Regions from separate parts of the Homo sapiens genome. Here all the other regions are linked to region 4. Evidence: chromatin loops called from intact Hi-C (ENCODE). Cell type or tissue: PC-3. All regions are shown on one strand.

Region 1 (5,000 bases), 290 kb before region 4:
GATAGTTAGATAGATAGATATGCATTTTGCTTCCTACTTCATCTGGAGGTGATTTACTAAAGACAGAGTCACAGGCAATCCGAAGCTTTCCCCAACCTGCTCACCACCTTCTCTCCACGAGAAGAGTATATTTCTCTAATGGGCTTAACCACATGGAGTGTATTCTGTTGTTCTTTCTGTAACTTATTATAATTTCACCTGAAACATATCCACAATAGCTTTTAGAGTTTCTATCTGTTTTTGAAAAGTCTCTGTGGCATTTAAAATAGTCAACCTTATAGAATCAGAGAGTAGAATGGTGGTTTCCAGGGGTTGGAGGAAGGGGAAAATGGGGAGATATTGGTCAAAGACTATAGAATTTCAGTTATGCAAGATGGATAAGTTCTGGAAATCTAATGTACAGCAATGTGCTATAGTTAACAATATTGTATTGTATACTTGAAAACTGCTAAGAGAGTAGAGCTTTAGGGTTGGGCGCGGTGGCTCACACCTGTAATCCCAGCACTTTGGAAGGCCAAGGTGGGCAAATCATGAGGTCAGGAGCTCGAGACCAGCCTGGCCAACATGGTGAAATCCCGTTTCTGCTGAAAATCCAAAAAATTAGCTGGGCATAGTGGTGGGTACCTGTAATCCCAGCTACTCGAGAGGCTGAGGCAGGAGAATCGCTTGAACCCAGGAGGCGGAGGTTGCAGTGAACCGAGATTGCGCCACTGCACTCCAGCCCAGGTGACAGAGTGAGACTCTGCCTTTAAAAAAAATAAAAAATAAAAAAGAGTAGATCTTTAGTATTCTCACCACAATAAAATAAGAAAGAAAATGGTAACTACAAGAAGCGATGGCTATGTTAACTAGCTTAATTCTGGTGGTTATTTCACAATGTGTGTGTGTGTGTGTGTGTGTGTGTGTATGTCTCTCTCTCTTTCTCTCTCTCTATATATACACACATAAAGTTAAATATACACAGTATTTGTTAACTATATCTCAATAAAGCTGGAAAAAATAAAATTAAAAAGTGTTTATGCTTGATATTTTTGGTATATTCACCATTTGTAATTGCATACTTTATTTTTAAAAGTATTTTTATACATAGTCTTATATCTGCCAAATTTTATATTGTCAGTCTTTTGGTGTTTAAATGTTTTATATATTGTTTCTTTTGACAATCATGCACTACAATTGCTTGACTTCTCACTTTTTGGCCATCTGGTTTCTGAAGTCATGCTTATTTTCGGCTTTCGGAGTCAATTCTGAGCAACTCTCCACATGCTGTCAGCCATGTGTTCCCCTCTCCAGGCACAATCTCAGATGCTTCACTTATTTTGGCTTAGAGCAGGTGTCTCAGACTCAGCTTCCCTTCTCTTTGCCATTTTGAAAATCAATATCCCCTCAACCTTAATGTTATAGGAACCTGGCTGGCTTTAGGGAAATTCCCACAGCCTGTTGGCCTCAACAGAGTTCCTGCCACTCTGGTTTAGCAATCCTCACTCTTAGCTGCTCCAGCCATTGTTCCAAGCCTCTGGGGCTTTGACTTCATTCCACACTGGCACTGCTTCCAAATATTCCCACCTCAGCTCCTGACCATAAGAAGCCAGGCCCTGTCCCCTAGAAAATCCAGGTTGTTTTTGTAACTGTCATTTTTAAGTAGTAGCTGACTTTAATGATGTTTCCTCTGTGGTTTATTTCCTTGTGGGTTATTTAAATTTGAATTGTCAATTTATCTTCAATGTTTCTTCTCCTCTTATGAAAGTTTTATGTGCCTGAGGCTATGAAAGTGTCCCCTTCTGAATGATTAGATCTCCAAGGGTTTAACTTCTTCTGACCAGTTTTAATGACAATTTGTCAGCCTGGATTGTTGAAGACTGGGGTGACCTTTCTCCTATGCACATTCCCAGGTGAATGACAAGCATTTTTATTGTTGTTTTCTATTGTCTGGCCTGTAGGTGGAGTTTTTCTAGACCTTTTTTCATAATTAAATCCAGATTTATACAGGAGCTTAATTTCAGCATTCCTTCTTTCACGGAGTAAAGACTGTATCTTCTGCCCTATATTTTGTGTTTGGGACTTGTTCTCTTTTACACTGCTGTGCTCTCAGCTTCTGATTATTCCTGTGCCTTGAGCTTCTCCTAAGTTCTGACACCCTGGGATGTCACATTTTTTTCTTAGAGTTGTGTTAATACTTGTCCAGATATTTAGTGTGTTTGTAGCATGGGGCAGAAAGAAGAGATTATAGATTTCATTGTCTATTTTATTCCAATCCCCCCATTTTTCTGGCTGTTCTCATGACACTTCCTTTGTAACATTTCTTAGCCTCCCTGACTGCAGTCATAGGGTTGTCTCAAGTCCATGGGTAGGCTTAAGCCAATTAGTGAGGCCCATAATCCTGGACAAGGTGATTGGCTTAGAGATGATCGCATTCACTCAGTAGAGGTCAATGAGATGAAAGAAGGTATTTTCTGACATATTTGATAAAAAATTTTAAAATATACAGGATGGTCATATGGTAATGTTATTGACCATAATATATTATAATTTTTATTTTACAATTTTACAATAGCTGTTACTTGCTTATGACCAAAAATCACTCAAAGTAATATAATTTATTTATTTAAAAAGTCAAATCATTATATTCTTTTGATGAAAGGGGCAGGTATATGGAGAGCTGGAAATTCTCCCCAGAAAGGCCCCACCTGTTAGCGCAATGTAAAGCCCCTCATTTATTCCCCATTAGGTAATGTATTTTAATTTTCTTCACAACGTGTATCACTAGCTGAAGTTATCATATCCATTGGATTACTTATTTTGTTGTCTTCCCCATAAAATATTACCTCCATAAGAACAAAGACCTTATCTCTACTGTTAACCATCATATCTTCAATGTCTAAAATAGTACCTGACAGCTCTCACATAGTAGAGATTCAGTATTCGTTAAATAAACCCTAGCTACAACTCAGAATTTTCCTACTTGACATCTTCACAATCACTTTTTTGTGCCCCAAAAGAAAAAAATGATCATCTCTATTAGAACATTTTCTGAAGTATGAGGATGCATGTTTGCTAGAAGGCAGAAAAAAATGACTCCTTGATCTCATTGGCTTGTATCAGACATGTGACCACCCCTGACTCAATTACATTGGCCAAAATTATGGTCTTCACTAATTGACTTTAGCCAGTCAAGACTCATCCATGGAGCTGGGGATGAGAAGAATCCACTTAATTTGCTAAGATATGAAAGAGATAGTTCTCCCAAAGAATATTCTGATACACTTACCATGAAAGAAGAGATATGTGTATTAGTATCTCCAACAGCTATCCACTTTGCTACTCAACCTGTAAGACAGAATCTTCCAAGTGACAATTTGAGTCCAGGGAGGTCAAGGGACTCACAGGGCATAAGCAAAAGATTAAAATGTTCAGTTCTTAAAAGACTAAAATTGGAATAAAATGCCCTGCTCCTCTGCCTTTTATTTAATTTCTTGGTACACATGTATTCCTTTGTTTATTAGCAAATATTTATTGATCATCTGCTATGTTCCAGACACATGCTTTGCCAGGTATTGGTGCCAAAGCAGTAAACTATATGAACAAGGTCCCTATTCTAATAGAGTTTATATTCCACTGTGAAAAACAAATGAAAAACTGAAGAATATGCGTTTATATAATGCCAGGTAGCAATAGATGCCATTAAACATAAAGCACAGGAAGTGAATAGCAAGTGTCAAAGAGAGATATCTTATGAAAGGTGATCAAAGAAAGCCCCACTAAGAAGATAAAGTTGAGCGGAAACAGTGTGGTATAAGAAACTGAGATATGAGACTATCTGTTGGAAGGGAATCCTATGCAGAAATAAAAGCAAATACCAAAGGCCTTGAGGTGGGAGCATGCTTGGCAAGTTTGGGGAAGAGCAAGGAGATAGTATGATATTTAGATAAACTAAATCAACCTTTCCCAACTATAGTGTCCTCTTTTGTAAACAGAAGTTAACCTAGTAGGATTGTACTATGAATAAAAAGGGACTATACATGGTAAGTCTCTTGCATACAGTAGGTGTTCAGCCAAAGATGGCATCTTTCTTTTAGTGCCCTTCACCTTTCCCTTGGGTTCAATCTCCACTCAAGTCATCTTAGGACACTAACTAGCCACACGCTCAATTTGCCTGTGTAAACCTTTTGGGTTTGAAAGCAGCTGCTACTTTGAAGTATTCCATGCCCACACCGTGTGGTTTCATGATCCTTTTGTTCACGATCGTGTTACACTAACCACAATCCACAAAGGAGACAGCAACATGCTACCTTCTTCACTCTTGTGTATCCAAGTGGATTTTTTTTAGACTAAAGGGGTAATGTGGGTGTCTGATCATATGAGTCAAAGGTTCCAACCAGAATATAAATAAAATCCAGCTCTTGGTCAAAAGAAGCCAGTGTCAATTTGTGTAAACCAGACCATGCTATGTACCATAAACCTCGTAAACCATTGAAATTTATTCTCCATTAACATTTCCAAATGCATCAGAAATAATATTTTCTATTTGGTTTCTATAGTGCTATTTTTAAATAGCCAGGTCTTTCTTTATGCATAACTTATATACATATATATATACATATATATATATATATATCGTGTGTACACATGTGAGTGGAGGAGGTGTCTGTGAGTGTGCAAATAAACTAATCTAAGATATTTATTTGCCTCGGATTTTTGTAGATCCTATTATGACACTTGTTTTCAAACCCAGCTCCACAAAATATTTTAGAGCTATGAGAGATGGAGACTTGGGGACCGGAAAGGTATGTGGGCTGAGCTGTGGACCATGTGCCATGTCTACCTTAACTGAAACTTCAGCTTTTATCTATTTTCCATACCTGGTAAGATTTCATTTGAATAAAGAGTTCTGCTCATTTAAAAAATTTGAACTGTCTTAGGATACTAGAACAAAGCCAAAGTGAGATTTTCCTGGAGATAAAATTAAGCAAGTTATGTCCTATTATCAGATGGTGAAGAGA
Region 2 (5,000 bases), 240 kb before region 4:
TTTTATCTCCAATCTTCCAATGATGGTTGCTGGATAGGGAGAGAAAACAGTTGCCAGTGAAGAAAGGCAGTGATTAATTTCTCCAGTTCACATATAAATACACACAATTTGCACTGTGAGAAAACTGGAAGAACAAAGAATGTTTCTGGTGTAATGGGCATGTGTCTTAGTCATGGTAATTAAGACTTAGTATTACAAAGCCATTTGTCATTTAAAAGGCTCATTCTTGATCATTTTATTTGCTAATGTATTCTCATTATGAGACATGGAGGATGGAATGCTGCCTTAACTCAGCAGTTATCTTTGGTTATTGATTTTTTTCTGTAAAAATCAGAAAGACTTTCTTTTAGCTTGATTCAATTAAGACACCAAATAATATGGTTTTGAATTGCTTCAAAGGAAAAAAGCAGATGTAAAATCAGTGAATCATGTGAGCCATTGATATCAATTAGCTAAACCATGCCGAGGTGATCCCTGTTAGCAGTTAAGTTCTTCCTTTCCCCAGGACTACAATGCTCTGCAGAAAGGTGCCCTTAGGTTTAAAAGTGACACTGGTTGACATACTCAGAAAGCCTTCTGTTCAAATTCTACCTCTTGAAGAGCCTTTCCAATTGTGAGATCATTTGGACAATTTTGGACCATGCAGGATTCAAACATGAATGTCATATTAAGCTCAAGAATATATTTATGATTCCATACTTTCACCTACCTTGGAGTGATTTCTGTTGCACTCACTGAAATATCAGAGTAAGCTCAATATCAGATATTGATATAATATCAATACATAATATCAATATCAAGCTAAATATCAAAGTTAACTAACCACCATTAATCACCCAAAGCATAGATCAAATGCAAACCCATTATAGAAAAAAGAGAATGAGGAACAGTGTGTGTCCTTTTGGTCAGGAGTGTGCTAACACAGGAATAGATAGGATCCTAAAATGCAACAATCAATGGCAAGTGGTCTTTTTAATTTAGTGGGCAACCAGAGGTGACATGATTTGATGCCTTTCTGTCAGATGAAAAGAGCAAGAGTTTCTCTATGTTTTTTCATTTAAAAAATATTATGTCATAGATTTGAGGCTTACCTGTATTCAGCAAGAAGTAGAGGAGAAATTCCATGTGTATGTTAAAAATATAGCTGCAAAATTCTGCAATAAATATCTCTTCTATCATCCTTTTCAGGTCAAATATTATGATCCTTTGTGACAGCAAGATTTCAGGAAAGAGAATAAAATGTCAGAGAATGTAAATCTTTTATGATGACTGTGATGGTTAATTTTATGTGTCAACTTCAGTGGGCCATAGGATGCCTGGATATTTAGTTAAACACTATTCTGGGTGTATCTGTGAAGGTGTTTGCATGAGATTAATCGGTAGACTGAGTATAGCAGAGTATACTCCCTAATGAGGGAAGACCTTATCCCATCAACTGAAGGCCTGCATAGAAGAAAAGGCTGACCCGCCCCCAATAAGAGAGCATTCTTTCTGCCTGACTGCCTTAAACTGGGATGTAAGCTTTTTCCTGCTTTCAGAGTTGAACTGAAAAATCAGCTCTTCCTGGGTGTCTAGCCTGCCAGCCTTAACACTGAAATTGTATCATTAGCTCTCCTAGGTCTCCAGCTTCCTGAGTCACCCTGCAGACCTTGGGACTTAGCCTCCATAATTTCATGAGCTGCTCCTCATAATAAATTCCTTACATATATGCACACACATCCTATTGGTTCTGTTCTCTGAAGAACCCTGACTAATACAATGCTTGAGGGGATTTTTCTCAAGCATGAATAACTTTTGTTTCTCTTTCCTTCTTTTCTTCCTTTCTCCAAGCAGAATACAGATATTTACAGTTATCCCAAATACATTCATTGAATAGGTGACTGGATTTCTGATGACTACTTTATTTTTTATTACATTTCTGTATGCACTTGGGCATATCTGGGTTTTCTGTTCTAGCTCGTTAACCTGCCTACTCTCATGCCCATACCAATCTCTCTCCTTTTTAGTAATTTTTTAAAATTATAGTACCACTCTCTTTTAATTATTGGGATTTCATGAGTTTTAACATATGGTGTGTCCCCTACCCTTAACCTTTATTGCTATTTTTTGTCAGCTTTCTACTGGATGTTCTTTTGGAAAAAAAAATTCATTTTTAAATTGAGGTAAAATTTATGTATAGTGAATTACATAGCTCTTAAATGTAGTTCAATGAGTCTTGCCAATTTTCCATGCCCATTTCTACATACAATGTTGTATTTTGTTTTATTTGTTCTGTTTTGAGAAGTGATGTATTTATGATGTTAAATATTCCTATACAAGTATAAGGTACATTGTTTTCCATGCGATCAAGTGTTTTTTCTGTGTTATTGTATGGAAGGTCACCAGCTGAGCATCCGTACTGTGTGAGGACACAAAATAAACTCTATTAAGTTAAGCACCTTAAGTTTGGAGGTTGTTTGTTACAGCAGTTAGCCCATACCAACCAATACAACTAGATTTAACACCAGGCTTGGTTTGTACTTTGCTGTTTTATCATGGTTGTGTTATATTTGTTGACAAGTTCCTGGTATAGTGAGTGCTCTTAATATTCAAATGTACAATTTGTTAGTGTAAGTGAATTACTACAAAGCGCCACTAGGTGTCCTCTAGCAATAATTTTCCCTGGCCTGCTGAAAGACTGACTGAAGCTTTATTTTTTCCCTTGGCTGTACTGCTGAATTGGTCCCCAGGACTCCACCCTCCTGCCATCACTGCTAACATACCAGAAAAATGAGAACCTTTTGTTGTTTTTAAGAACGTAGTTAAGTATATCATTCTTCTTAAGAACAAAAGTGTAGACTTTATCATGTTATAAAGAACCCACTATCAGAGACACATTTGTGATTTTTCTGAAAGTTGCTCAAGAACAGATTTGGAAGAGACAATTTATACTGTATACCTCTCCCATTTCTCTCCTATCTATTCTTTAGCATTCTAACACAGCAGAAAAATGGTCAAACAACATCAAGGCCAGCCAGTCCTGGAGGAGAGCAGTAATTGCGATAATTATTATGTTGGTGCAAAAGTAATCGCGGTTTCTGCCATTAAAAGTAATGGCACCAACCTAATACAAAGAGGTGGCATCTTAGAAAAGGCAGTGGGCAGGCCGGGCATGGTGGCTCATGCCTGTAATCCCAGCACTTTGGGAGGCCAAGGAGGGCGGATCACCTGAGGTCGGGAGTTCAAGACCAGCCCGACCAACATGGTGAAACCCCATCTCTACTAAAAATACAAAATTAGCCGGCTGTGGTGGCGCATGCCTGTAATCCCAGCTACTCGGGAGGCTGAGGCAGGAGAATCGCTTGAACCCGGGAGGTGGAGGTTGTGGTGAGCCGAGATCAGGCCATTGCACTCCAGCCTGGGTGACAAGAGCGAAACTCTGTCTCAACAAAAAACAAAGCAAAACAAAACAAACAAACAAAAAAAACAGAAATGGCAGTGGGCACTGAGAGAGAGGGATGAGCTTGAAAGGTATAGAAGAGATAAAATATACAAGACGTGACAACCATTAGGTGTTGTAAGTATGAAAGAGAAAGAAGTCCGGAAAATCTCCAGCATTCCCGGATCAAGGCAACAGGGGCATGGTGGTTCTTCTGACTGAGATAAGAAAAACTGAAGAAGGAAAAGGCTTGTGGTACAAGGCAGAAAGGAATATGTTTACATTTTTTAACATGTTAGTTTTGATGTGTCTGGGGGACATCCAAGTGAACATCTCAAATTGACTGAAAGAATTCTGAAGATTTTTGGTTAAAGAAAGGGAAGTAGAAGATGTTTTACTCTTCTCCACTCCCTCAAACTCCACCAAAAGCAAACAAAAAAAGTAGAGGAAAAATAATCTATCTTCAGTGAGACCTGGAACAGGACACAACCACAAGCCACAAACTAGGAGGCATATCTGCCAAGCACTGGGAAGTCTAGACGAAGATGAGAGAAGAGAGACTCCTAAGAGCTAGACCAAGACAACTAGTTTCCCAAGAAGTTTATGTCACCAGTAGCCTAAAAATTCCTTTGATTAGAGTGTTGAGCTCTTTGGGTATAAAGAGGCTTTGAGAATGGTGAGAGGGGGGTGTCCTTAGGGAGACCCAGGATAATGACTCGGAATGCAGGAAAAATGCAGTAGAAAGTCAAATCATGCTGTGAGAAGTAGGGGAAGAGTAGGTGAGGAGTGTGTGTGTGTGTGTGTGTGTGTGTGAGAGAGAGAGAGAGAGAGAGAGAGAAAGAAGAGATTCACAATGTGGTGTTCTAGCTAAGGGAGACCTCTGGAGGTGAAGTGGGGTGAAAGAGGGAGGGGAAACGGTTATAGTCAAACTGCAACACAGAGCTGATGATTTAAATACTTTGCTGTCATCCTCAACCATTCCTAACTACAATATGTATGTATGTATGTATGTATGTACATGTGTATGTATGTATTAGCATGTTTCTGGCATCCATTTGAGGATGAGTAATAACTATAAAAAAAAAAAACCAGCCAGGCACTGTGGCTCATGCCTGTAATCCCAGCACTTTGGGAGCCCAAGGCAGGCGGCTCACTTGAGATCAAGAGTTCAAGACCAGCCTGGCTAACATGGTGAAGCCCCGTCTCCACTAACAATACAAAAAAATTAGCTGAGTGTGGCAGCGCGTGCCTGTAATCCCAGCTACATGGGTAGCTGAGGCAGGAGAATCACTTGAACCTGGGAGGCAGAGGTTGCAGTGAGCCGAGATTGTGCCACTGCACTCCAGCCTAGGTGATAGAATGAGACTCCGTCTCAAAAAAAAAAGAAGGAAAGAAAGAAAGAAAGAAAAGAAAGAAAGAAAGAAAGAAAGAAAGAAAGAAAGAAAGAAAGAAAGAAAGAAAGAAAGAAAGAGGGAAAGAAAGAAAGAAAAAGAAAGAAACCAGCATGGGACTAATACATAAAAGCTGTGCCGAAAAAAAGGAAAACAAAACATATATGCAAAAGGCAGATAAAAAAACATAC
Region 3 (5,000 bases), 150 kb before region 4:
AAATTAATAGTGTGGAAAGGTCTTGACCAAACATTTGGGGAGAAATAACCAAAAGGCTTATCTTTTATTATTAAGGAAGGCAAATGAAGACAAGGCCCACTTGTCTTCATTATACTCACACATTTACTGTCTCATTAGTTCCCCCAACTCTCATCAAGGTGGAAGACATGGAATAAGGAGAGATTGAAGGCAGAAAGATTAGCTAGGTGGCCATTCATTCTTTGACGCATTCATTCAACGAGTATTTATTCAATGATTATTGTACCAAGTATTGTATTAAATTCTGTGAATATTAAGAAGAGTAAAACACAGTCATTGCCCTGAAGGCATTTGCAATCCAGTGGAGAAAATAGACAACTAAGTAGTCACTTACATAAATGTGATAATGAATAGAGGCTGTGAGAGTTTGGCAGATAGGACATTCAACTCAGCCCAGAGTGAGGGGAGACCTGGGAACCCCTTCTCAAAGTCTGAGGTTTGCCCACTGAAGGATAGGACAGGATGAAGGATGAATGGAGGACATAGCCTCTAGAGCTAGTCTACAAGATGTGTGACCGTGGACAAATCACTTTATTTCTCTGTGCCTTAGTTTTCTATTTGTTAAATGGGGTTTATAATAGTAACCACCATAGAGTTGATCTGCTAATTCATTCTTCCGTTAGAAGAGTGATTGACACTGAGTATGTGTTTAGTGAGTCAAGCTATTGTCATATGTGAGAGTTACAGCATTACAGTTGGTCCCGAAGTTCTGGAGAAGCAAAGAGGTATTATCCACAGCATTTGTCCATTGTGACAACTGTAGTAGACAGAGAAGAGCAGTGACCAGAACCCAGGAGTTCAGACTATTGTCCTGATTGTGCTCTATGTCTACATCAGATAAACGACTAGATTATCTTTAAAGTTCCTTTCCACTCTCATGTCCTATGATTCTGCAGCTTCTGCTGAGATAGACTTAATAAATATGATTTGAATTCTGGTGGTAGAGAAATAAAGAAATCAAAATCCATTCTTAGATTTCCAGCTGAGTGACTGAGTGAGCAGTGATATCATTTCAAAAGAAACAGGCAAGTCAAGAAGAGATAGGTGTGTGGAGACTGGGAGACAGATTCGTGGATAGAATTTTTAGGTTGGAAGAAACCATTTCCATCATTTTATTTCAGTGTGGTAGAGAGGCAGATATTTCCACAGTTAATCACGGCCACAGAAACAGGAGCCCTATTGCCTAGATCAGGGTTTGTCACTTACTAGCAAGTTACTTGAATGTTCTGCATTTGGCTTTCTTCATCTGTAAAATGCAGGTGAAATGCAGATTGAACCATGCACAATTGCCCTTTGTAGGTCAAAATGGTTGAGTGTTGGCAATTTCATATGGTTTGACCTAATAATAGATACCCTCTAAGGGGCTGTACTGAGAAGTAAATGAGTTCGTGTGTGTTACCTGCTTAGGACAGAGCTCAACACGTAATACAGTACTATGGAAGTGTTTCCCTTATTATTAAGGCCATTTAGCTTTTTCAAAATCGATTGCACCAAGCTTCATTTAGGAAGAACAATCAGGAATTGCATAGTACACCTATTTAGGTCTCTTTCCCATTCTTCACTTATGCAGGCACGAGGCCTTGATGAGGCAGTTAGTCCCTAGGAATACAGCTGGGTTTACTTTTGCCGACGCGGCTGCTGCCATTTTGCTTGTTTCTCATGCCTGCATCTAGACAGGAATTGGCTTCTGCTCCAAAAGGAAATTTAGCATCAAAGTTCTCGGATGAGCTAGCTTCCTCTCCCTGTTCTTTTGTCCTCCACCCTCACTCCCTCCCTAGCCCAACTCTTGGTACCAGCAGGCCTAGTTTCCATCTCCCTCACAGGGTGTGATATTGGTGACATACTGGTCATCCAACATCTGAAGGCCCTTGGTATTCTGGACACCCCGGCTGGCCCTGCAGAGACGGGAAAAGGAGAAGGGCATATCTAAGGCTAAGAAGAGGGAAGAACGGAGGGGAGAGTGAAGGGAGCTCCAGCTCTGAGCCATGAACTGAGGAGTAGGACAGACACAGAGGCTACTGAAGAACCCTGTTCTAGTTGCATGACTTTGACGAGTCTTAGACTGTTCGTGTGATGAGTCTCCAATTGTGCATGAACCAAGATGCAGAGAGATGTTAAAGAAGCAGGAAAAACAAAACTAAACTAAAGATGTATCTTTCCTGTGTCTTTTAAATCACAGGGACACAGTAGCAAGCTGGACACCCTAGCAGTAAAAGCAGTATGAGTGGAGTTCCTTACAGAACTATTTACTTGCTGTTGCCTGGTGTCATAAACAGATTAACGATGACTCATACTGTTGGTTTATAATATATGTTCCAGTTTGTGAATTGTCTTTTCACTTCCTTTTTTGTGTGTTTTTGAAGCACAGAAGTTCTTACTATTAATGTAGCTGAAGTTGCTGAATATTTTCTCTTTGTTTTCAGGTATTTGTATCTTGCTTAAGGAGATGATTCCCTATCTGCTTCACATTTTAAGTAATTAGTATGTAAACCTCTCCTACGTTAGGCTGTGGTTTCAAGTTTGCAACCATTCAAGTTTGCAATAGTTTATTTTCTCTTGTTGGTGTCACCCTAGTGATACATTTTACACAAAAGAAGGAAATACTCTAAGGATGAAATTCAGAATTACAAATTATGGCTGATTAAAATCACCCTTACTAATTACTGAATGTTTCACAAGTGCAAGACACTTTACAAAAAGTTTGTCGCATCAATCCCAGGGATCACAGACGAGGAAAATTAGGCCCACAAAGTTTAAAATGTAATCATTAAGCAAGCAATTAACATAAAAATATAGTTATTATTGAAAGCATAATTTTGGTTAGGAGAGAGTTCCAACTCAAAAATCTCCTTTGAGAACTAACCTAAAGAATGCTTTGGGTGTTGAAATATTCCCATTTTGTTTGAATGTAGTAGACACATTTCTATTAAAAGTAGCATCATATTTGCCTGAAAATCAATGAAAAATGATTTTCTTCTTTTTCGATGATCAAATTTTTCAAGAACAGAGTGTCTTTGTTATCAAGGACAGTTTGGAAAGCAGTTGTACCAAATAGGTAAACATTTGGAGCCTTGAAGAGGAAATTAGCTGTTGAGGTTAGAGTTTCCTTGCAAATTCAATACATTTAAGTTCACAGAGTTCTAATATTCTAATACATGGTAATTAAGAAAAAAAATATAGAACAGAGTTATCAGGTGTCCAAATGTCCTAGATGTTGTTGTATAGGAAAAACAGGAAGCAAATAAACACCTGGTAAAAAGCTTTCTCCTGTCCTATAGCAGTTAGAAGTTGTAAATTTCTTTCATCAAAATTTCAGTCTTGGCTCTGTCACTAACAGCGGCCTTAGCCAAATCACTACTTGTCTCTGATCCTCAGTTTCCTCATCTGTGAATAACAACATCTACACTATTTATCTCCCAAGGTTTTTGTGAGAAGATACTGAAATATGTGCATGAAATGCTTTGAGAATTGTTAATATAAAGTCTAAGATGTAAATTATAAGAGTTGCTGATATATTAATAGTAAATGGTATTGACAGTATCTAAGACTGATAAGGTCTTTTGTGTGTGTGTGTACAGACTTTAATATCTATATCTATACATAATTTTATACATGATAATAGTAATTTTCATTTAAATTACATTTAACACTCCTTGGAGGACTTATTATGTCCATTATTTTATGTGAGTCCCTGAGTAACCTTGTGAGGTGGACCAAGTGTTGTCTTATCTTTCCATGTTGATAATGCAGATCTCTGCTTTCTGACCAAAAGGAAAGCCTCTCCTCTTTGGCAATTTCCATAGCTTCTGTCAGTCCTTGTTGCTGTTGCCCGTCACCTCCAGATTATTCCCTGATATTTATCAAATATGTGGCTCACATATGTCCTCTCCTTTCCTACTTCTGAGAGTATTCTTAACATTGAAGTCCATGTGGATGAACATTCAGCACTCTGATGCTTTGACCTCACACTTTCATCAGTTTTCATTTTAAGCACTAAAGCACCCGATTTTTAGAAACCTACTTCCAAGGCAAGTCCTCAGGCTTTGACATTGCTCCAGACAGCTATATCTGAAATCTCTAAATCTGACAGTTCACTCTTGGACAGTGACCTTCTTTACTTCCAGCTCTCTTAGTTTCTTTCTCCCCCTATAGCTATGGTTCCAGTTCAGCAGGACTTTCATTCTTTAAACTCCCCACGATCCCTGCCCCTGATACAGATAAACATATGCACTTTCTCATAGTCAATGAGCTTCCTCTGGATCTTGCTTCCTTCTCTGTGTAGCCTAGGTCAATTACTTTAAGAGTACCCTTGCCAACTGCTTCTATTCCTACCCTTTTTATTTGTTACTCCCAATTTGGATCTTGCCAATAATCGATTTTTCCTGCTCCAACCACCAGCAGTCAGGCGTTGCTGGAGAAAAACCAGGTAAGTATGTGTATGAAATGGAGATGGTACAAATCCATCGCTATCCCCATTGGATACTCTGCTGCTTTCAGCTTCTTTGCTGGTTTCTGGTGTGTTTTCTATTCTATCTGAAGGAGTTGTTATAAATATTTACCCCTTTCCAGGAGCTTTTTCCTTTACTTGCAACTTTTAAATTAACATTATATGATCTTGCCTCACACTCCACAGAGAAAAGAAAAATAACCAAAGATCTGTCTCTGGTTCTGCTCCAACCTCCCTCTTTTCCTTCTTTTTAGAGGATGACATGACATTCCCCTATTCAAGTCTGACCTACGTTTTTCTACAAATTTTATTCCCTCTGAACTTCTCCAGAGGCTTACTTCCACTTATTTTCGTTCTCTCCTTTTCAGTCTCTCAGAGCATGTAGATGCTCAAACATTTCATTTCACTAACAAATAAATGAGCATTCCACACACACCCTTATTTTTACATCCTTCTATTCTTCAATTGTTACGTCATTATCCTATATCACTTTTCCTCTTGTGGTTGAATGTCA
Region 4 (5,000 bases):
GTGTGCAAAGCCTTCCAGACCATGGCTTTGCCTCCAAATGAGATGAGATTCCACTGAAGGGCTCTGAATGGAGAAGTATCTGTAATATATTCTGAGTTACATTTTACAAGAATCACTCCGGCTGCCACATGGAGGTCAGACTGTAGGAGTACAAGGGTAGTGGCAGAGACCATTTAGGACAGTACTGCAACACTCCAGGCTACAGTAGTGGTTTGGATCAGAGACACAGAAGGTGGAAATTATGATTCTGGGTATTTTTCAAACAGAAGGCTGATAGATTTTGTTGAATTGTGTGTGGGTTGTTAAAGAGAAGAATCAAGGATGACCCCAAAGTTTTTGGCTGAACTACTAAAAAAACTGAATTACCATTTGGTTAGAGGTAGAAGATTAGTGAAGAAGCAAGTTTGTGTATGCATTGGGAAGGGGGTGGTTGGTAGTGGGAGTATCAGGAGGCCAATTTTAGAGCTGTTAAATGTGAATGTCTATTACACATCCAGATGGAAATGTTGAACAGGTATATGGATATATACATCAGAATGTCAGTGTTGAGATCAGAATCTCTTACGCTATCAGAACCAAATGTTTTAATAATGCCACAAATGTTTCAATAAATGCCTATGAACCAGGTGATTCTTGAGACTCTTCTTTGTATAGGATTTATATTTTCAGACAGATTTTAGCTGGTATTTTTTTAAGGAGGGCAATAATCATATTACCATAATAAGTGATATCATCATAATTGAATAATGAGCTTAGGCATATGCTTTGAAAAAAAACCTACATACATTAAATAAAATTGAATTCAAATGAATATCTTTTGGAAACAACTACTGAATTCACAAATGTACATAAAAAGTTCTTAAGCTTAATCTAAGTAATAATATAAAAAGAAAAATACTATTATGAATAAAACTCTGGATACCAGAGTGGACAATTGAGTCTAACATATTCCCAGAGAAGTATTTGAAGTAGACTAACACAAAGAAATCTTGCCTTGAGAATCTTTACAATCTTTTACTTAAACCTTTAATAAAGATTCAAATAAAATGTTAAGAAACTTTCTAAATGGTTCTGAAAGTAATGGTCCAGCCAGGGAAATAAGGTCTCTCGCCTCTGTCTTGGGGCTTTCAGAATAGACTGGATGACCTTAGAATTAAAGGCAGATTCATGTTTTTCTGAACAGTACCTCCTTGTATTGACAAGTGTTTCCCCAATAGTTTGTTTTACAGTAAATGCTTCAACTAAAGAATCCAATTATTAACCCATTCACACTGTTTCAGTTTGCAGATAACCATTTGCCCAGCACAAAAATCTTTATATTGTTCTCAGAAATTGATTCTTGACTCTACACAGCAAATCCTTCGTCTTTATTGTTTTGACCCATTACAAATGCTTTCCACTATGATGGACTTATATTCTCCTTTTCTCCTCTAGCACTTACTTTCTTTTTTCCCCAGGAGTCCAAGTCTTGGCAACCTTTGAAAAAATCCCATTTGAGAGACCTTTCAGGAGGCCAAATGCTAATTTTACCAGCAACAGCTTCACATCACAGTACTGGAATGCGGTCAGCCACCGGGCCCCTGCCATTATCTATGACTGCTATCTGCGGCTCACTGGAAGGAAGCCCAGGTGAGAAGCTGAGTCAATGGCTTTGAGAGTGTCACTGCATGGGAGATTAAGGCCCCAAAATCTTTAGTGCTTCCTTCAGCCGAGGATTAAAGGAGACAACTGAATCTTACCCATATATACAGATTGAACACACCTAATCTGAAAATCCAAAATCTGAAATTCTCCAAAATCCAAAACGTTTTGAGTGCTGACATGATGCCACAAGTGGAAAATTCCACATACCTTACCTCATGTGATGGGTCACAGTCAAAAGACATTCAAAACTGTTTCATACATAAAATTATTTAAAATATTATGTAAGATTACCTTCAGGCTCTGTGTATATGGCTAAGTGTGTATGAAACAGAAATGAATTTTGTGTTTAGACATGGGTCCCATCCCCAAGATAGCTCATTACATATATGCAAATATTCCAAAATCTGAAAACAATCAAAACCCAAAACACTTCTGGCCCAAGTATTTCACATAAAGGATACTCGACCTGTATAAGTTTTGAACAAAGCAGTCATAGTGAGAAGCCACAAAAGACATTAAAAATGTTCCAGCACAATAAAGGAAGGTAAATGTTAAAGAGGTTGATGAATTCAGCAAGTAATCATTCATGCGAAAAGAAAAGCAATTGAGACTCTGTCACTAGGGTTTTCTGAATAGGTAGATAATCTTAAATATACAATAATGATGACAACCTCACTTACTGAGAGTTTACTGTGGCACTCGTGGGGCTAAGGCTGATGCATGATGATCCCATTTTCATTGTCACAGCTACCCAAGGAAGATGTCCTCATCATCCCAATTTTACAAATGGGGAAATAGAAGCTAAGGAAAGAATCTGAATTAGTCTCAAAGGAAGTGACAGGAAGGATGTGGAGAAAGCCGAGTCTCAAAGTCAGTATTCGGAACCAGATTTACTGCCACCTAGAGATGAGTGAAGAAATTAGAGGGAACACAGTGTGCTGATGCTAAGGCAGCTGTCACCACCTAGCTGTGTGACACAGGACATACGCCTTTATCTGTCTCGCTTGAATAATATTATGTGTCAGAGGAGTCATTGTTATAATTGCCTAAGGCAATTCTCGTGATCAAGAATCAGAAGTATGAACAGTATTGCCTTCTGTGCTAGCCCCTTTATAAGGGAGGAAGTCTTCTTCAGCGTGTTTGTCATCTTTATTAGCAGTGCAAATGACTAAAACTTAGCCAATGTAGAGTTTATCTAAATTTTTAAAGACCTCATTTGGAGCTCATAACTCAGTTCTTGAGCAAGGTGAAAAGGAAACATTGTGATTATGGGGAAAATATTTGTATGGGGCTTATTAAATAAAGACAGGAAAAGAAGAAAACCCAAATATTGTAGGCAGAAATGCTAAAGGTTTTAAAATATATCAGGATTGGAAGAGGGCCTGCATAAAGAACAAAGTTCAGTTAGGAAAAAAGAGAAACACAGAAGGAAGAGACACAATAAAAATCTATATGTATCTTGTGAGAAGTCAAACAGTAATATTTGTGGGAAATGGGTTGGTTTGTTGTGTGGTATGTATTTTAGCAATAATCTTTATGGCAGAAAAAGCTGAAATCCTTCTAGACCCTTTCCTGCTCCAGGTGTGCTTGTGTATACTCTCCTATGCTTTTACATCCATATATGGACGTACATAGTTTGCTTTGCAGTAGGGGGGTATGTGTGTATATAAATCAATTGTACATATTTTACAACTTTTTCCACTAATTTTCCATGAAAATCTAAGTCATTCTGCCCGGTGTTGTCTTTTTTTTCTACTGCAAATAGGGCAATGAATATCAGTGTGCATGCCTCTTTGTAGAATGTGCCTGTGTCAGGAGAGGATGCTGAGGAGGGAGACTGCTGGATTGAAGAGTATGTGGAGTTTGTGACTAGTGCCAGGTGACCCTCCCTAAGGAAGAGACTGTCAATTGGCACTACCACAACAGTGTATGAAGGGTACAAAAGTCTTTTTTTTTTCTTTTTCTTTTTTCTTTTTTTTTTGAGATGGAGTCTTGCTTTGTCACCTAGGCTAGAGTGCAGTGGCGAGATCTCAGCGCACTGCAACCTCTGCCTCCTGGGTTCAAGCGATTCTCCTGCCTCAGCCTCTCGAGTAGCTGGGATTACAGGCGCCCGCCACTGTGCCTGGCTAATTTTTGTATTTTTAGCAGAGATGGGGTTTCACGATCTTGACCAGGCTGGTCTCGAACTCCTGACCTCAAGCAAGTCACCCGCCTCGGCCTCCCAAAGTGCTGGGATTACAGGCATGAGCCACCGCGCCCGGCCAAGGGGTACAAAACAGTATGTCTTACCCTCTTAATGGGGGTAAGAATACTTTGTAAAAATCAACTTCTGAATTGTCAAACTCATAAGGAATGACATCTTTTTGTTTTTTTGATTTGCATTCATGATTGCTGGAGGGGCTGGACTTTCATTCATTTATTGGACATTTAAGTTTTCCCCTCTGTGTGCTGCCTGCTTCTGCTCCCTATTTTCCTATTGGGTTGTCCTTATTAATGTATGGGAACATGTGTGTGTGAATACATATTTCATATATTTTCTCCAGGTCTGTTTCTTTTTAGCTTTGACTATAAAGCTTTTTGTAATATGAGTGAAGATACATATAATGCAGGGCTTAGGAACATGGAGTTTGGAGTCAGGCTTATAGGATTTAAATCCTGGCTTCACCAATTTAGCCATTAGAGCCCTAAATTACTTCATCTCTCTAAATCCTAACTTCCTATTCTGTAAAATGGGCACAGTAATCGTAACCTATTTTATATAGTTTAATATGAGTGCTTAGAATATAATAATCCCTATTAATACTAAAGATGTTTAAAATTTTTATGTGGTAAAATGAATCAATCATTGTTTTCCTTCAGCTTTTGCATTTTGGGTATTAAGAAGACCTTCTTGGCTGGGTGTGGTGGCTCACACCTGTAACCCCAGCAATTTTGGAGGCTGAGGAAGGAGTATCACTTAAGCCCAGGACTTCAAGACCAGACTAGGCAACATAGTGAGACCCCATCACTACAAAAATAAAATTTAAAAACGTTGTCCAGGCATGGTGGCATGTGCCTGTAGTCCCAGCTACTCAGGAGTCTGAGGCAGAAGATTGCTTGAACCCAGGAGGTCAAGGCTGCAGTGAGTCATGATTGAGCCACTGCACTACAGCCTGGGCAATAAAGCGAGACCCTGTCTCAGACAAACAATAAAGACCTTCTCTATCTGGGAGTAATACAAGTATATTTTCTAAAACATATCATTAGGTTGATATAGTTCTGTACATCCAATGATATCATGTCCAACCGTTATTTTTAACAATTAAAATAAATGTATTGAAATCATATCAATTGCATCAGAGTTGGAGAATGACTAA
Region 5 (5,000 bases), 230 kb before region 4:
AATATGGGAAGTATCTATACTTTCCATTCAGTTTTCTGACACTGAATTTTCTGAAACTGAATGGAAAGTACAGAGATTACTTTGCTTGGCCTGAAGGGAAAGTGAAGTGAATAGAAGCAATTGGCAATTTATAAAATACCTTTAAACACAAAAAAGATGTCCCGTAATTCGCAATTGAAAGGATAAATCCTGGTTTCAAATAAAGGTCTGAAACTTCTTTTTTAAAAATCTATTTAAAAAAAATTGATACATGCTATGACATAGATAAACTTTAAAACATTATGCTAAATGAAATAAACCAGAGACAAAATGACAAATATTATATGATTCTACTCATATGAAATAGCTAAAATAAGCACATTTATCGGGACAGAAAGTAGAATAGTGGTTACTAGTGGTTGGGAGGAGGGGGTAATAGGAAATTGTTTAATGGATACAAAGTTTTGGTTTGGGTTGATGAAAAAGTTCTAGAAGTCAGCATGATAGCAGAAGGGGAGGTCCCCGTCTTTGTCTCGACCCCTCCTCTCCCCCATAAAGAACAACAATTGGACAGCTATCCATGAATAAAATTCACTATAGAAAAGCCAGGAGCCTACTTAAAAAGCTATAGAAACACAGTAAAGCAAAAAAAGAAAAAAAAAACACACAAAACCTTGAGAATAACTGCACAAAAAAATGGTTTTATTTTGCCTACAGCATCCCATTCACTAGGTCAGAACTGCTCAACATGGAAACTCCCCAGCTCTGGAGTTCCCCTCACAGGAAAAAGCACAGTGAGGTGAACAACCAGCTACCCCAGCCTTTCAGGACCCTGCCTAAGTGACCCACCTCAGTTTCACCTCACCCAGATTGCTGGTGAGACCAACATTGTTGAGACATCCGGTGATGACTAGGGACACAAAAAGGTGGGAGTTACCATTATCAGTTAAGCTGCAGGAACCGCCAGGGTCCCAGGGACTTTTTCTGCACAGGACACCAGCAGCCTTTTCCACTGAGGACGTCCAGAGCCCTGGTGGCCACCATGCATGCCCCACAGATTTCACTCCTGAGAACGCTGCACTGTTCACCATCACAAACCCCGGTGGTCTGTTCTGCAGAGGACTCCAGCAGCTTTTGCTGCCTAGGAAAGCAACAGCCAGAAAAGCCACAGGGGACCCCTTTAGCTTTCAACACCAAGGGCCTTGAAGTTTATCACCTTTGCATTATCTAGCTGCCTGAGCTGCTATTCCTCTCCTCCCTTCTCCCTGGAGCCACCCCCAGCCACTACTACTGGGGAATCCCTGGCCTGGATACATAGCACAGCTGCAGTGTACGTGCCCACAAGTAGCCTGGGCCCCTACCACAGGCCCCAGTTCCCATTGCCACATGTGCAGCCGTGTGCACGTGTGCAGCCAGCCTCAACCCCCCTTGCCAGGCCTCACACATCCACGCATGTGCCCATAGCTGGCCCATGTAGCCACATACTTGCTTACTGCCAGTCTCACTGGTTGCCACTGCATGTGCACTTACAGCTGATCCTGCCCCCCATTGCCTGCACTCACCACTGTGCTTGCACCCATGGTGGACCCCTGCAGCCTGACACCTGTCACCAGCCTTCACTGCTGTGAGCAAATCTGCAATTAGCCCTGCAGCCACACACATAGACACCACCAACTCTAACTCCTATAACTGTATGACATACACTGTCAACTCCCAGTAATGAATGTGTCCACAGTTGGCCCCAGCCCCTCCCCTAGCCCTGACACACATGTGACACATGTGTGTCCACAGCTAGCTTCTGTCACTATGCACAAGTCTGCACCCAACTTCTAAAGCCAAGCACATGCATACTGCCAGCCCAAGCCCCCATTCCTGCTGCCTGCTCCCATCCCTTATTGCTGAACCTGGAGAAGCTACTGAGGTCCCCAACAATCCTAGCTGCCACCATGAAACTCCTACAGCTATTGCTGCCTAGGATCACACAGTTGCTAATGTCATGAATCCTAGCTGTCTGAGCTGATGAGACACAAAACATCCCCTCCAAACCTGGAGCCACCACAAGCTCCACACTTGGCACAGCACACTACTAGATCCAGTGCCAGAACAGACTCCAGCATGCCCCACCCCACTCCTTCAAATGAAAGACTTTTCTTAGGGAAGCCAGTCCATAAAATCTGAAAAAGTTGACTGCTTCTTCAAATGTGCAGACACCTACTCAAGGCTATAAGGATCACAAAGAATCAGGTAAACATGGCACAACAAAAGTACACAGTAAACTTCAACTAACTGAGCCCAAAGAAATGGAGATCCACAAACTGCCTATCAAAGAATTTAAAATAATTATTCTAAAAAGCCTGAGTGAGCTACATGATAAAGCAGATAATTTAATGAAATCAGGAAAAATGCAAAAACAAAATTGAAAGTTCAACAAGATAGAAGATATTTTAAAAAAAAAACAAATTTTTGAGCTGAAGAATACAATGACAACTAAAACATGCAATTAAGAAGTTTAACAGCAGACTTAACTGAACGGAAGAAAGAATAAACAAATTCACAGATGCGTTATTTAAAATTATCCAGTCAGAGGAGAAAGAGGAATAAAAAAATTAGAAAAAAGTCCTATATGATTTATGGGACACCATGAAGAGACCTAATATTTCCATTATTAGAGTTTCAGAAGAATAGAGAAAAGCACAATGCTTGTTTAAATAAATGCAGGCAGAATAATTTTCAAATCTGAGGAGATCTATGAATGTCCAGGTATATGAAACTCAAAGATTTCAAATCGATTCAACACAAAGATTTCCTTAAGAATCATTATAATCAAGCAAAATCAAAGACAAATAGAGTTTGAAAACAGCTTTGAAAAGAAATGAAGCGTATTACACACAAGGGAACCTCAATAAGGCTATCAGAAACCTTGAAGACCAAGAGGGAGCAAGATGATATATTCAAAGTGCTGAAAGAAAAAAACTACCAACCAAGAATACTTTCCTTGGCAAAGCTGTCCTTCAGAAATGGGAGAGATAATAATGACTCCCAAACCAACAAAAGGGGAGGGAGTTCATCACCACTAGACTTTCCTTATAAAAAACACTAGAGGGAGTGCTTAAGCAGAAAGAAAAAAATACTAATTAGCAACACAAAAATATATGAAAGTGTAAAACTCACTGGTAAAACTTAGTAAAATTTCTAACTTTACACTTCAAGGAACTAGATGAAAAACAAATTGGGCCCAAATTTAACAAAAGTGAGAAAATAAAAAAGATCAGAGCAGAGATAAATGTAATAGAAATTAGAAAACCACTGGGAAAAATTGGTAAAACTAAGACTTTTTTTTTTTAAAAAGATAAAATTGAGAAACCTTTAGCTAGACAAAAAAAGGAAGACTCAAAATCAGAAATGAAGGAGACATTGCAACTGATACTACAGAAATACAAAAGATGATAAGAGTCTACCATGAACAATTATATAGCAACCAATTGAATAATCTAGAAGAAAAGAAATAAATTCCTAAAAGCATTCAACCTACAAAAAATTATCAGGAAAAAATAGAAAACCTGAATATACCAATAATGAGTAAAGAGATTGAATTATTAATAAAAAATTCCTTAACAAAGAAAAGTCCAGGAACAGATGGCTTCACTGGTGAATTCTACCAAGTACATAAAAAAGAATTGGTACCAACCCTTGTTAAACTCTTCCAAAAACTGAAGATGAGAGAACACTCTGTAACTCATTTTACAAAGCCAGCATTTCCCTGATACCAAGCCAGACAAGAACACTACAAGAAAAGAAAATTACTTTTCAAGCTAGTATCCCTGATTAACATAAATGCAAAAATCCTCAACAAAACACTAGCAAACCAGATTCAACAGCATATTAAAAAGATCATACACCATGATCAAGTGGGATTTGTTCCTGGATTAGAAGAAAGATCTCAACAAATTATGTAAAGAGCAAATGTACCTCAATATAATAACAGCCATATATGACAAGCCCACAGCTAACATTATATTTGATGGTGAAAAGCTAAAAGTTTTTCCTTTAAGTTTAAGAACAAAACAAGGTTGTCCATAGTCACCATTCCTACTTTACATAGTGTGGAAGCCCTAGCAAGAGCAATTAGGCAAGAGAAAGTAATAAAAATATCCACATCAGAAAGGAAGCAGTTAAATGTTCTCTATTTGCAAATAACTTAGTCTTACGTAAAAAAAAATCTTAAGGACTCCATCAGAAAACTCTTAGAACTAGTAGGCAAATTAAGTAAAGTTGGAGGACACAAAAATCAACATATAAAAAGCAGTTGTACTTTTATATACTAACACCCAACTGTCCAACCATGAAATCAAGAAAGCAATCCCATTTACAATAGCATCAAAAAGACTGGATTACTTAGGAGCAAACTTAACCAAAGAGGTGAAGGATTTCTACACTGAAAACTACAAAACATTGATCAAAGAAATTGAAGAAAACACAAATAAATAAAAAGATGTACTATATTCATATATTGAAAGAATCAATATTGTTAAAATGCTCCTACTACCCAAAGTAATCTATAGATTCAATGCAGTCCTTATCAAAATTCCAATGACTTTTTTTATAGTATTGGAAAAAAATTCTAAAATTTGTATTGAACCATGAAAGACCCCAAATAGCAAAAGCAATCTTGAGCAAGAAGAACAAAGCTGTAAACATCACACTTCTTGATTTTAAACCATATTATAAAGCTATAATAATCAAAAAAAGTGTGGTACTTGGATTAAAAACAGACACATAGACCAATAAAACAGAATAGAAAACCCATAAATAAACCCAAGCATAGACAGTCAACTAATTTTTGACAAAGACACCAAAAATACACTATGGGGGAAAGAACAGTTTCTTGAATAAATAATGTGAGGAAACTTGAAAAGCCACAGTTTAAAACAAAAGAAAAGAAAGAATCTGGGCCAGGCATGGTGGCTCATGCCTGTAATCCCAGCACTTTGGGAGGCTGAGGTGGCCAGATCCCCTGAGGT
Region 6 (5,000 bases), 170 kb before region 4:
TGCATGTGGGTCCTTAGTCCTCTGAAGGCATGTTTAGGTAAGTCCTCTATGCAAGTTCCCTTATCTGCACAAAACATGGGTTGGAGGTTCTCTGGGGACCCTTCCTTACTGTCTGCCTAAAGCAAGCTGGCTAACTCCTTTCAAAGTTAACATCAATTGGGTGGCTTAAAACACAGAAATTTATTCTCTCATGATTTTGGAGGTTAGCAAACTGAAATTAAGATTGAGGCCATGCTCCCTGTAGGGGTTCCGGGGGAGAATCCTTCTTTGCCCCTTCCAGCTGCTAGTGGCTGTTGGCATTTCTTGGCTTCTCTGGCTTCCACGTGGCTCCAGTTTGTCTCCGCCTTATATTCACATCACCTTCTCCAGTGTGTGTGTATCTCAAATCTCCCTCTGTTTTTATCATGTGAGTATATTTGCCATTGGGTTTAGGACTCATCTGGATAACCCAGGATGATCTCATCTCAACATATTTAACTTAGTTAAATATAGAGTCTTTTTTTCAAATAAGGTCACATTCACAGATTCTGGGGATTTGCCTCAGGACATATCTTTTGGGGCCACTATTCAACCCACTACATTGCCTCTTTTTGTTATTATCTGTTATGGGTGGAACTGCGTTCTTCTCCGCCCCTGCCAGTTTCACATATTGAAGTCCTAACTCCCAGTACTCTAGAATGTGACCTTATTGGGAAATAGGGTTGTTGCAAATTTAATTAGTAAAGTTAAAATGAGGCCATTAAGGTGAGCTCTAAATCATATATGACTGGTATCTTTATAAAGGATAAATTTTGACACAGACATGAACATAGGGAGAATGCCATATGAAGATTATAGGAGACAGGGGTCATGTGTCTACAAGCCAACAAGAAACCACTGGAAGTAGGTAAGCATCATGGAAAATTCTCTCTCAAAGCCCTCATAAGGAACCAACCCTGCAGACATCTTGATCTTGGTCTTCTAGCCTCCAGAATTATGAAATAATACATTTCTATAGTTTAATCCACCCAGTTTATGTGCATCCTTATGACAGCCTTAGCAAACTAATACATTCTACATATATGAATAGCGTTTTAAATGGTGATAATCAAATTGTGGTTTTGTAATCTATAATTAATGTTGTATTTTATCTATGAACATCCCACTGAAAGTATGCTTTTAATTTCCTACTTTATAAACAACTCGGTAATAAATATGCAACTATGTACATGCGGCATTTCTCTTTTATGGATTATCTCCTTTGAATACATTGTAAGACATGGGAATCTAGGTCCAGAACAAGAAAAAATTTCGTTACTGAACACCTTGGGAATGTGTTGCTAAATTGCTTTCCAACAAAAGCGTGATTACAATTTACCTTCCATCTGCTATCTGTTAAGTGATTTCTATACGTTTTCACCAGCATTTGACATTATCATTTGAAGTGCTGTCACACACATTTTGAAGATACATTCAAATTTATTCTTGAGGAGGGGAGGGGTAACGAAAAATACTATAAATTTGGTTGTAACTTTTTTTCTGTCTCTTGCATTCAGGCGGTCACCAGAGGAAATTAGTCAGTGCCTTTAGGCTACACTTAGCTTAACACATTTCATTAAAGAGCCCAGTAGTAGAGAATTCAAGATGGGTGTTATTATTTTAATTTCATGAAATCACTCCTTAATTCTAACTTTCAAAAGTCAAATTTTATTTCTTTAATTGCATGTGGATTGTTATAATGAGGAGAATCAGAACAGCTTATAGGACAATATTTCTTTTCTATTTTTCTTAACACACCATATTTATTTGGAAATTTACCTCCTACATTGTCCAGGGAATTAGGATGGGCGTTGGCCGTTTTTCAGCACTTCCTGGTTGAGGCCAAGGGCTCCACTCACGTGCCTGTCCATCCCTCTACAAGGCTTCCCTGGCAGCTTGTTTTTCCGTTTAAAATTTAACAATGACCAAATCCCAAAAAAGCTACCAGGCTAAGAAATGAAACATCTTTTTTTCTTTTAAGTCCGGAGAAGTGCTGCTGAGCACAGCTGGCTCACTGCTGTTTCTGCGGCCCCCATCTCTGATCCTTTCTAGTCTCCTACCCACCCCCACCCCACCATAGGCAGGCAGAGCCGGATTTCTGCCCTTCAAACCCCGAGTGTGAGGAAGCCTCACCTGAAGTCCTCGCATCACCCTCCACCCTCACGCCCTTGGGTTTTAAAAAGCCACTGCGTTCGTGGGTCACTGCAGGGCGCCTCCGCAATGTCTTTAGCAGATACAAGAGCATCCCTCCCACGGGATGTGCAGTGTAGTCAAGCTGAGTAAACTGGGATTTTTGGCTGCCTTTTCTGCTAGGGTGGGTGGGGAAAGGTATGTCCCCCAAGCGTTCAGTTCAGACTAGAACCTTTGAATCTCTCTCCTGTCTCGGTCTCTCCCTCCACCCCCCTACCCCGCCACCTTTCACGGTGTGGGAGTTCTCCTTTCCCACACCAGAGAGGGGCGCCTTTCTAGCTTCCTTGTCCCCTCGCCCACTGATTAAAAAATGGAGAAAAAAACCAACCCCAAAACCCAAAACAAAACAAAACAAAAGCCCCAAACAAACAAACAAACCAAACCCACCGAAACCAAAACCAACTCCCCTCCCCCAAACCACACAAATGCGGGAGTCATAGCCAGTGGATCCGCTGGTGCTGAACGAATGGAAGCGCGGGGCGGGCCTGCGCGCGCGGCCGCCCTGCCCACGATGCTGTCGCCCCCGCGACCTGTAGGGCCTTCGCTGGCCCCTCACCCTCCTCCCGCCCCGGGCTGAGGCTGCCGCCGGTTTCGCGCCCAGTGCCGAGGCAGCGGCGGAGCCGGGGAAGGTCGGAGGGAGGGTGGTTTCCTCCCGCCCCACACCCAGTCTCCGAGCCGGATATATAGAGTGTCACGTTTGGGAGCCGAAAGACTGGAGCCGTTTCCTTGTGGCTGGAGCGCTTCCCGTAGCCTCGGGGAAGGAGCAGGATTTAGAGGACCACTAGTTGGACCCCATCCTCGTGCTGGAGGAACAGGTATTCCAGGGTCCCCAGCCCTGGCGCTCGCAGAGCCCACGCGCTCCAAAAGCAGAGACCGGACTGGGGGTGGCCCAGGAGGGAGGGCTCGGCTGGGTTCGCAGGGCGGGGCGGTTCCCGGCGGGACCTCGAGGAGGGTGGGTGTGAGGCCGGGTGGGAGGAGAGAAGCATTTGCGGAGGCTCTGCCCCCTGAAGCTGCCCCCGGCTGCACCCCAATCGTCACCGGCCGTTTACGCGCGGTTGGCGTCGGCGGAGCCCGCCAAGGTGGGGCGCGCGGGGGTTGCAAAGGGCAGAAAGCCGGGAAGGACCCAGCAAGGTTAATGTGGGGGGCCGCGCCTTGGGGACTGGGGACCCGGGAAGAGAGGCGCGGGGCCGAGTCCCACCCAGGCCTCCTGGGCCCTTGGGGCTATTCCTGGAGAGAGCGCGAAAATGCCGGGGCCACGTGTGAAACGGCAGCGGTCCTAGGTCCCCTCCCGGTGCCTGGGACCGCCAGGGCGCCCAGTCCTGGTCCCCGGAGCAGGTCCTCGCCAGCCCCCAGCCCCACCCCAGGCTGCGCACGTCCCTACCCTCCCACCTGGGCCTCGCCGGGGTCGTGGCTGACGCGCGCTGGGGCGACTGGTGAGGCCAGGGCGGGCTTTGCCCCTGTAGGAAGTTTTAGACATCTTCCTGCGGCCTGGGCATCCTGGGGGTGTGCAGGGGAGCAGGTGCCAGCAGACTCCCAACTGGAGTAGATGGCTTGCAGGAAGGCTGCTCAACACTCCTAGCAAGTAGAATTACCCGCGGGGCAGTCTCAGTCTATTAAAACAATTCATGCCCAATCGTATCCTACAAACCAGAGGAAGGCGTCTCACCTGCCAGCGGTGGCACCATTTCTTCCACGGTTGAGTTATGTGGTGTGAGCAACCAAGGTTATCGCTGGATCTGCAAGAGTTTGGCCACTCGTTGAATCACGTAAAGTGCCCCCATTATGTGATGAGCAAGGACAGAGTAGGGTCAGAAAAGTGACCAGGGAATTCAGGTAGATCGTGCTTTTCTGTTTGCTAGGTTGAGAGAAATTTGACACTGGGCAAATGGAAATTTGAGAATTACCCCGTGGTTTCAATTACCCATCTCTGTATATTCCCATTTATAAGAGCTGGAGATTTGACTGACAGGTGTAGTTAGTCCAAAATTTAGAAAGGGGGGCAAGGGACTAAATAAAAACTTAAGGCAGCCACCTAAACTGCAAGAGCAGGCATTTCCGCAGAAGGGATATTTGTGTGTGAGACTTCTAGGAGATGGGCATGAGGTTTTTACCAGGCCGACGCGTGTGTCAATATTTCATCGGTAGTATTTCTCAGGATCCACGTCTTTACAGTACTCTTTTCCTAATTCTGAGGGCTGCTTCTGCCCCTGCTGTATTAACAAATTCCTCACTTACTCCTATTTCTAACATTGGGCTATAATTATCTATAAAAGAGATGTAAATCACCATGAGTTGGTAAATCATACAGCTATTAGAGAAATTAAAGTAAATGAAAATATGCTTTCCTTAAAGGAAGCTAAAATGTGACATCCAGTTACAGAGGAAGAGGGAGAGGTTGAAAATAAATAAAATGGCTTATATTAGGGTATCACTTTGGGGTTTATAAAGCATATGATCATCTTGACCATCTCACCATCTGCTTTCCTATCTCCTGAGGAAGAAGCATTCTTGAGTGCATTTGTTTCTGGCAACGTCTCATCAGTGTTAAGAATTCCTTGATTTTGCATTAATTCCCATGCACTCATGAAAACTTACTTATTCACAAATATAGCCTTGTGAAGGATCATGCACAGTGACCACCAGCATGCTTGTCCCTACCAATATATTCTGACATTGTAGGCTCTGTTGGAACATGTATTACCTTTGAAGAGGGTAACAGACCAATTTGAGAATCTGATGAAAGCTATGGAATATGAAAGACAAATGCATACATATTAACACAAAATTCCACC

Evidence for each region. A loop is a pair of places that touch in the nucleus more often than their neighbours do. Peaks named below come from ENCODE experiments on the same cell type or tissue, not always from the same donor. Only the 100,000 strongest peaks of a DNase experiment are listed, where the experiment ranks them.
Region 1: it touches region 4 in a loop (3-fold over the local background); 2 of 110 quality-filtered maps call a loop at or near these places.
Region 2: a loop joins it to region 4, with 7 times the contacts of the local background. A loop is called at or near these places in 80 of 110 quality-filtered maps.
Region 3: a loop joins it to region 4, with 2.5 times the contacts of the local background. A loop is called at or near these places in 4 of 110 quality-filtered maps.
Region 5: it touches region 4 in a loop (10-fold over the local background); 79 of 110 quality-filtered maps call a loop at or near these places.
Region 6: it touches region 4 in a loop (2.7-fold over the local background); 12 of 110 quality-filtered maps call a loop at or near these places.

Annotation. Positions count from the first base shown.
Region 1 is chr12:29,022,377-29,027,376 of GRCh38, forward strand. No RefSeq gene overlaps it. Among named protein-coding and RNA genes, the nearest start is that of FAR2, 120 kb to the right of the region's middle. In PC-3, CTCF peaks have their summits at 1,955 (motif pointing right) and 2,155; a DNase peak (open chromatin) is centred at 1,885.
Region 2 is chr12:29,071,188-29,076,187 of GRCh38, forward strand. No RefSeq gene overlaps it. Among named protein-coding and RNA genes, the nearest start is that of FAR2, 76 kb to the right of the region's middle. In PC-3, CTCF peaks have their summits at 2,637 and 4,291 (motif pointing left); DNase peaks (open chromatin) are centred at 154, 1,684 and 2,654; H3K27ac peaks cover 1,654 bases.
Region 3 is chr12:29,162,649-29,167,648 of GRCh38, forward strand. All of the region lies in intron 1 of FAR2 (fatty acyl-CoA reductase 2), which reads left to right. Among named protein-coding and RNA genes, the nearest start is that of FAR2, 16 kb to the left of the region's middle. In PC-3, no CTCF peak of the experiment used is centred here; DNase peaks (open chromatin) are centred at 713 and 2,313; H3K27ac peaks cover 2,569 bases.
Region 4 is chr12:29,315,384-29,320,383 of GRCh38, forward strand. It overlaps FAR2 (fatty acyl-CoA reductase 2), which reads left to right. Exons shown (of 12, transcript NM_001271783.2): 9 at 1,458-1,629. It overlaps FAR2-AS1 (FAR2 antisense RNA 1), which reads right to left and starts at 2,465. Exons shown (of 7, transcript NR_103860.1): 1 at 2,325-2,465. In PC-3, a CTCF peak has its summit at 2,574 (motif pointing left); DNase peaks (open chromatin) are centred at 1,608 and 2,588; H3K27ac peaks cover 499 bases.
Region 5 is chr12:29,085,702-29,090,701 of GRCh38, forward strand. No RefSeq gene overlaps it. Among named protein-coding and RNA genes, the nearest start is that of FAR2, 61 kb to the right of the region's middle. RefSeq lists an enhancer at 680-729. In PC-3, CTCF peaks have their summits at 3,101 and 3,317; a DNase peak (open chromatin) is centred at 3,030.
Region 6 is chr12:29,146,385-29,151,384 of GRCh38, forward strand. It overlaps FAR2 (fatty acyl-CoA reductase 2), which reads left to right and starts at 2,894. Exons shown (of 12, transcript NM_001271783.2): 1 at 2,894-3,023. RefSeq lists silencers at 2,742-2,801, 3,112-3,261. In PC-3, a CTCF peak has its summit at 2,506; DNase peaks (open chromatin) are centred at 2,637 and 2,887; H3K4me3 peaks cover 1,933 bases; H3K27ac peaks cover 682 bases.